Regions from separate parts of the Homo sapiens genome. Here region 1 is linked to region 2. A link is a loop called in an ENCODE intact Hi-C map of the cell type or tissue named here. Cell type or tissue: B cell. All regions are shown on one strand.

Region 1 (4,000 bases), 1.1 Mb before region 2:
CAATGCTGCAAATCTGAAGACTCTGCAGCAGATTTTGTAGGTACTTTCAGCAGAGGAGTTTCAGAAATGCTTTGCACAAACACAGGTTCACCAAGTGAGTGATCACACGGGAAGACCACGTGGGAAGGTGGGTAGTCTCAGTCACTCTCAGTTGCACCCTTTACTTCAGGGAGGGCAAGGGAACAAAACTTCGGATTACCAATGATGTAACTCCCATAAAAACCAAGTAAGAAAAGTCCCCCAGACTTCTCCTTCAGCTTGTTACTTAATATTGGGTGTTGAAGGATCTTTGGGGATGGGAGGAGGAACAATCATGATTCTCATGCAAATATAAAACATGCTTATGTCAAACTTTCATTTAACTCATTAATTAAATGAGGTAACAGGTAAAATAATAGTAGAAGCTAATAACTCAACATGAAATCCCATAGCTCAATTGCATGGTGATTGAGAGAATAAGACTTCATTAACAACAGGTTCAGAGAAAGCCAAAAAGCAGAGACATTTATAGATCAGGAAGAGTGAAATGGATTTGCAAATGGAAACAAAATTGGTGCTTTTGTGTGTGTGGACAGGGAGGAGTCAATTAACTTTCCACTGGACAGAATTTATTTATATGCCTATGGGCATATTTGCATTGCTATCAGTTTTGTACAAGTTAACTTTGATCCCTACAAAATTATAAAATAGCCTAGTCAAAGACAAAGGTGCATATTTGGATAGGAACATAATCCCCAGTGGTTATAGCATTACCTGGAACATTACCTTGAAAAAACATTAATCCTGATCAATCTTGTTTTGTTTATTCCAATGTCTTTTTTTTTTTTTTTTTTTTTTTTTTTTTGGAGACGGAGTCTCCCTTTGTCACCCAAGCAATTGTTCGTGCAGTGGCAAGATCTCAGCTCACTGCAACCTCCATCTCCCGAGTTCTAAATGATTCTCCTGTCTCAGCCTCCAAGTAGCTGGGATTACAAGCGTGTGCCACCACACCCAGCTAATTTTGTTTCCTAACATGGATCAAGTGGTGAAAAAAATCAATAGAACTAATTCTTTAGCACTGACCTACGTTTATGAGCAGTTGCCGTAGGGTTTGGATTGGGGAATGAGCAAGAAAGATTAGGAAAATTAAAATTTACTCTCTCCAGCCTCATTCTCAGGAGAGTATTTCAGAGATGAAATATAAAAGCAAAGATCTGTAATCCCAGCACTTTGGGAGGCTGAGGTGGGCAGATCACCTGAGGTCAGGAGTTGACCAGCCTGGCCAACATGGTGAGACCCTGTCTCTACTAAAAATACAAAAAATTAGCCAGGCGTGGTGGCATGGACCTGTAATCCCAGCTACTCTGGAGGCTGAGGCAGGCAAATTGCTTGATCCCAGTAGGTGGTTACAGTGAGCCGAGATTGCGCCACTGCACTCCAGCCTGGGTGACACAGTGAGACTACGTCCCAAAAAAAAAAAAAGCAAAGATATGTTCTCATTTATTAATTAATGTAACTAGTTCTTATTGACACCTACTATATGCCCCACTCTAGAAAACTGTGGGTCTACATGGGTTTCCAGTGAACTAGTCACGTAACCATGACTACAAACATTTAACACCAAACAAGATAAACTACCAATCCAAAAATGCAGGGTGGAAAATTCTGTTCACCTGTTCATCACTTAGGCAGTTTACTCACCCATTTGTTTTTTCATGGCTGACACAACATGTCTGTGAATTTTTCCCCACACTCTTGCTCCAACTACTCCCATCATCCCCAGCTCTAAGGCTGGAGCATTCCTGGTCATTTGAAGGTCTATTAGAATAACCCAGTAAAGTAGTTAAGTCTTAAAGATAATATCACATCACAGTAGGCCTGGGATAAGATTTTCTCTGATAGCAAAATCATAACCCTTTCCAAAAAAAAGTACAAGCTGGAGGCCTTCTTTCCAGACCTTTGATCTTCAGCCTTATTATCGAAGATTTTATTTAGACTTGGTTTTATTAATGTAAACGTGGGTGAGCCAGGGTGCCAATGGTGGGCAGAGAGAAAGATGACATGTATCTACCAGAAGGTGGCAGTGTTGTTTCTCCAAACATCTCACAGGTCAGACAGGCTCTAGAATGTCAGGATTAAAAACTAGGTGAGGTTATTTCTTGACCCATTCTATAATTAATTCACACATACCATTTACAATTAACAATATGGTCTCAATCTACTGCAAGATTCATATCAAATAATTCCCAAAATATACACAGAGGTAAAACGTCATCAAAATAATTTTCTTTTAAAGTATAATATGAGTTGACAGAAATGTATTGATCATCACTTTGTGCAAGTTTTCCTGCTGAAGTTCTATGTAGAAGACAAATGGAAATAAAGGACCTAAGCCTTTAAGGAATTTGGGATATACCTGGGAAGAAAAACTATATTCATAAAATCATCAGAATGTCTCTCATTTGAAATTCCTGGCCCCAATCTAATTAGGTGCTTCTAGATCTTTCCTCCTCTTAGACACTAAACTAGTCAATTCCCATCTAACCCTTAGGTCTCTATTCATCCTTAGCCTATCATGGACATGCTTTATTTACCCCTTTCACTTCTTTGACTTGAAGTATCTCAGCACTTTACATTTCTGGCGCTGGAAGGCAAAGAAAACAAGTCTTGAGGTAGCCCTTTCCCAGCGGAAACCAGGGGGACATTTCTCAACCCTTCTTCCCTGAGAGCCAAATAGTTCTGAACTCTGAGATCTTGGTAGGATGCCTGACTTGAGCCTTGCAATTCTCCCAAGGCTTACTAGACAATGTGACATTTCCCACAGAAACCCCAGCAGCCTATCTACATTGAACAAAATTTTGTAGCCAACCTTTTTTTTTTTTTTTTTTTTTTTTGGGATGGAGTCTTGCTCTGTCGCCCAGGCTGGAGTGCAGTGGCGCGATCTTGGCTCACTGCAAGCTCTGCCTTCGGGGTTCAAGCCATTCTCCTGCCTCAGCCTCCCTAGTAGCTGGGACTACAGGTGTCCGCCACCACGCCTGGCTAATTTTTTTGTATTTTTAGTAGAGACGGGGTTTCACTGTGTTAGCCAGGATAGTCTCGATCTCCTGACCTCATGATCCGCCTGCTTCGGCCTCCCAAAGTGCTGGGATTACAGGCGTGAGCCACCGTGCCCGGCCAGTAGCCAATATTAAAAAAAAAAAAAAAAAAAGAATAAAAAGGCTTATATTGCTTATATTCCCCACAACTTTAACCATTTCACAACTACATTTTAGTATGTTTACTAATATGTTATAAAAAAGAAGGGTTAGTATTCTTTATATTCTCCTCAGCTTGCCTAAACAACAACAACAACAATAATAATAGTAATCAGTAGTCTATTGTAGGGTCTTTTTCTCTATCATGCAAGGGTTCTTGTTTGGTTGTGATTAAATGAAAGTCACTGTATGAACACCACGTCTATATTACTACCATGACTCAGAAAGCTCATTAACTGAATATCTCTGACACAATTTTACATATCTCTGGAAATGACATAGTGGGGATAGGAGGAGTGGTTAGTTGTGCATTAGTCTATTTTACCACATTTACAGACAAAACAAATACTAGAGTCAGCTTACATCTACTGCTTTCTCTTCTCTCCACCATCTCTCAGATTTTAGGTTGTTTTATTAAAGTTCATTGCTGAGAACACAAAGGCTGATGCCACAGAGGGGAAAACGCCAGATCCACCACCGAACAGCTAAAGCCATATGCGCCTGCTCCATGAATGCCCATTTTTCATCTTTAGTGGGCTTCAAAGTTAAATAGCACAGACAACACAAAGGAAAATATGACCGCAGCAAAAGACAGAAACTACACTGTGGCTACAATTAAATCTTCATACCAATCATGCATTTTTAATGTGAACGTTTATGGAAATTGTCTCTTGATGTTTAGGTGGTGTTTTTCATCATTGGTTATTTATGATGCTTTGATCCTGGAAACATGAGCTAAATGAGAAAGCCAGAGAAAGGGATTCACT
Region 2 (4,000 bases):
AATCCATTATCAGATATATGATTTGCAAATATTTTCTTCCATTTGCTGGTTACATTTTTACTCTGTTTGATAGCTTACCACTTTAGTTCCCTTTTTCTTCATTCAGTATTCACTTTTGGAGATGTAAATTTTTTTGTCTGTTTTACAGAATTCTCACAAACTTGATTCTGAGAGTTTTTGCTTCAGTTTTTGATTTTTCTGTGGAGAGACATGCTCTGGGAGCTACCTACTCTACCATTTTTGCTGACATTACTCTAGCTGCCTTTTTCTGTAAATAAAGTTTTATAGGAACACATTTTTGCCCACTCATTGTTATACTGTCCATGGCTGCTGTGTTAGGTATCTCCTGACATGGATCCCTCTCCCTTAATATTCACGTCCTTATGCAATTCTCCTGTTTCAATGGGGGCTGGATCTAGTCACTTGCTTCTAACAAATACAATAGAGCAAAAGTGATGGGAAACTGGATATGGTTGCATGCATCTGTAGTCCCAGCTACTGAGGAGGCTGAGGTGGGAGGATTTCTTGAGTCAGGTAGTTCAAGGCTATAGTGCACTATGATAACACCACTGAATAGCCACTACACTTCAGCCTGGGAAACATAACAAGACCCCATCTCGGGGAAAAAAATGATGGGGTGTCATTTCTGTGGTTCAATTTGAAAAGACTGTGACCTCCTCTTGCTATTATTCTCTCACTCTCGCCTTCTCAGCTTGCAAGCATGGATGCAGCAAGCTGCCATGTGTGCAAGGCCCACAGGCAAGGAACTGAAAGTGGCCTCTACTAACAAGGAATCAAGGCTCTCACTCAAACACTCTATGAATCCAATCAACAACCACATAAGTGAGCTTCAAATCAGATCTTTTCCCAGTTGAGCCTTCTTAAGAGACCATACGGCTGGCCTACACCTTGATTATAGCCTTGTGAGAGACCATGAAGCAGAGAACCCTGCTAGTTTATGCCAGGATTTTGAACCACAGAAACTGAGATAATAAATGTGTGCTATTTTATGCCACCAAACTTTGGGTAAATTGTTACAAGGTATAGACAACTGATACAGCTGTTTTTGCATGACAACACTAGAGTTGATTATTGTTACAGGGACCATATGATTCATAAAGAATAATATATTTACTATCTGGCTTTTTACAGAAAAAGTTCTGTGTGAGAATGCAAGCAAGGAGGCTGGCAGGTATAGTCTTCCATGACTCAGAAAGGAGGGAAGAACCAGCTCCACGAGCACTAGTAACTAGATGAGCTACATGAGCACTAGACAATTACTGCCCTCTGATGTCCTGATGTACATCAAATGTCTATTTTGAACTCAAACTGCTTTCTTGGTATGACATCAGAACTTCTTCTTAAGTGTATAAAAGTTGAAGGCTCAGGAGAGCCAGTGATATATGTGTTCTCCCACACCACTCACAATCTGGTCCCCTTTATTTCCTGGAAAGTCCTGCAAAGGCTTTGGAATGAGACTACTTCAGTGATTCTGATGAGGAGTAAGACTTGGAAATTACCACTTTAAACTTCCCCAGAAAATCTCTTTTACAGAATTAATGTGCTTAACATACTGGTTCACAGAATAAGTGCTTCTTAAAGCAAAAGGGAATTTACCCTCTATCTGGGCCAAATGTGTCATTTTCTAGGTGAGAAAAATGAGGCTCGGAGAGCTTAAAAGGCTTTCTAAAGGCCACAGAGCCCCAGGTTTAAAGGAAAAGTGAAAGCAGATTCATTAATTCTCACCCCAGGGCATTTAAAAACTATTATTTAATTCAGTCTTTGAGCAAATTATCACAAGATCTGATTCAATTAAATGTGAATTTATATGATTTTACTGCATTAAGAATCATCTGATCTGCATGTTGGTTGAACAATTTACGTCAAGAAAAGTCTTTTATTACTTAATTTGCATTTTCTACCGAAGGCACCCATAAATAAGTCAGCATCGCCCTCTACTGGATGATTTGTATTTGTTACTCATTCGTTGCATCCAACATGATTTATGTAGAATTTTGGATATTTTTTCTTAATTTCAATGAAAGGTACATGAAAACCAGGACATTCCAGCTGTTTGGATATTCCCCTATGCCTATTAATCTGGTTGGATAACATTTTCCTCTTCCAAAAGAGGCCTTGATTTTCTAGTTTTGAGAATTATAAGTTTAAACAATGAATTCCAACATGTTAACAAAGAAGGAAAAGACAGAGTCAGAGAAACCAAGAGATGCAGATAGAGATGAGGAAAAGCTAGAGAGAGAGATATTAGAAGAGAGGGACAATTCTGGTCAGAGTGAAAGCAGACTGTTTTTCTACTTTGGCAGCTTCAAAAATAAACTCAAATAAATGCTTTCTTTGTGGCATCACTAGCTGCAGTTTTTATAATGCATATGCTAGTTCTAGCTCATGGAATAAACTTTTTATCTTCTTGAGACCACATTTAAGCTGTGAGCTGGGTTGACTACAATGATCGGTTCTTCTGCCTGTGAAAATGGTATGCTCCTATCAAAGCAGATTAAATTGTGGTTGGTTGGGAGTCAGCCAGCAAACTGTTAATAGCATTAAAACTGACTGAATTGCGGCTTAAATTTCGACATATAAGGTAAGAAAAAATAAACAGTAATAAAAAGATACCACTGCACACTTAGCTCTCACATTACAAAAAAAGAAGAATAACAAGTATAAATTAAATCATGTGATGTAAATTACTATAACAAGAACATCTAGTCGCAGTTGCAACAAGGCAAATGCAAATGCAAATGAGTGAGTCATCATTTCTGGGTTAAGCATCTGCAACCCAGACTCTTCAGCCCCGACCTCTATCATCTAGCCCAGAAACAGCTTCAGATCCTGGAAAGAATATGGGCTTTGGCATAGACACACCTGCATTCAAATTGCAGCTCTGCCACTGTGTGGCCTTGAGAAAAGCCTTGCTTTCCTTATCTGTAAGGTGGAGGTAATTGTATATAATTCATACAGTTTGGGAGAAATTAAATGAAATAAAGCATAGAAATCACTTAATACAGTATCTGCCATATATGGCTACTACACAACTCCAGGTGACACACACAGGCCATCATTTCCAAGCAACACATCCAAAACTCTCTCTCTCTCTACCTCTTCGTCCCTAATTACTACCCCCACTATTCACATGGTTGTCCAAGCCATAAGTTTGAGCACCACCCCAGATTCCATGTTCCTGCTCACCTCCATATATGCTTGCAAAACTTCTACTCTGTCTTCAAGACAGTTCAGGTGTCACCTCTCCTGGGAAGAATCTGGATTTCTTTGCCCCTCACAGACTAAGTTCTTGTTCTACTCCCATGTTCCCAAGCGCCCCATATATATGTCTATTAGACAGCTAGTTATACCATATTGTTGTGACTTGTTTCTCTTTCCCACTGGGCTGTAAGTACTTTTAGAACAGAGAATTATATATGATTCAAAGTTTTATCCCTAAGTTATATCAATGTACCTGCCACATGAAAATGCTGGAAAACATTTGTAGTATAAATGAATCAATGACCACATAAACGTGTTGGAGTTTCTTTTGTTTTATTTTAGCTATATGTATGTATTTGTTATTTATTTTTTAGAGACAGGGTCTTGCTGTGTCGCTGGGCTGGAGTGCAGTGGCCTCATCATAATTCACTGCAGCCTGGATCTCCTAGGCTCAAGCCATTCTCCCAGGTCAGCCTTCCCAGTAGCTGGGACTATAGGAGTATGTTACTACCCCCTGCTAATTATGTAAATTATATTTTTTGTAGCAACAGGATCTCATTACATTGCCCAGGCTGGTCTCAAACTCCTGGCCTCCAATCCTCCTACTTCGGCTTCTCAAAGCACTGGCATTACAGGCGTGTGTCATGGTGCCTGGCTTGGAGTTTCTTAAATGTTCATCTCATCCCTTTCCTCTATAGATTCTGAACCAATTGAACAACAGTCAGGAGTGATGTGAAGAATGCTACATGGGCTAGGTGAGATGGCTCACACCTGTAAT

The links. Peaks named below come from ENCODE experiments on the same cell type or tissue, not always from the same donor. Only the 100,000 strongest peaks of a DNase experiment are listed, where the experiment ranks them.
Region 1: it touches region 2 in a loop (31-fold over the local background); 9 of 110 quality-filtered maps call a loop at or near these places.

The regions. Positions count from the first base shown.
Region 1 is chr14:59,125,276-59,129,275 of GRCh38, forward strand. No RefSeq gene overlaps it. Among named protein-coding and RNA genes, the nearest start is that of DAAM1, 61 kb to the right of the region's middle. In B cell, CTCF peaks have their summits at 2,047 (motif pointing right) and 2,256; a DNase peak (open chromatin) is centred at 2,066.
Region 2 is chr14:60,182,572-60,186,571 of GRCh38, forward strand. No RefSeq gene overlaps it. Among named protein-coding and RNA genes, the nearest start is that of DHRS7, 19 kb to the left of the region's middle. In B cell, CTCF peaks have their summits at 1,951 (motif pointing left) and 2,153; DNase peaks (open chromatin) are centred at 840 and 1,930; H3K4me3 peaks cover 800 bases; H3K27ac peaks cover 1,235 bases.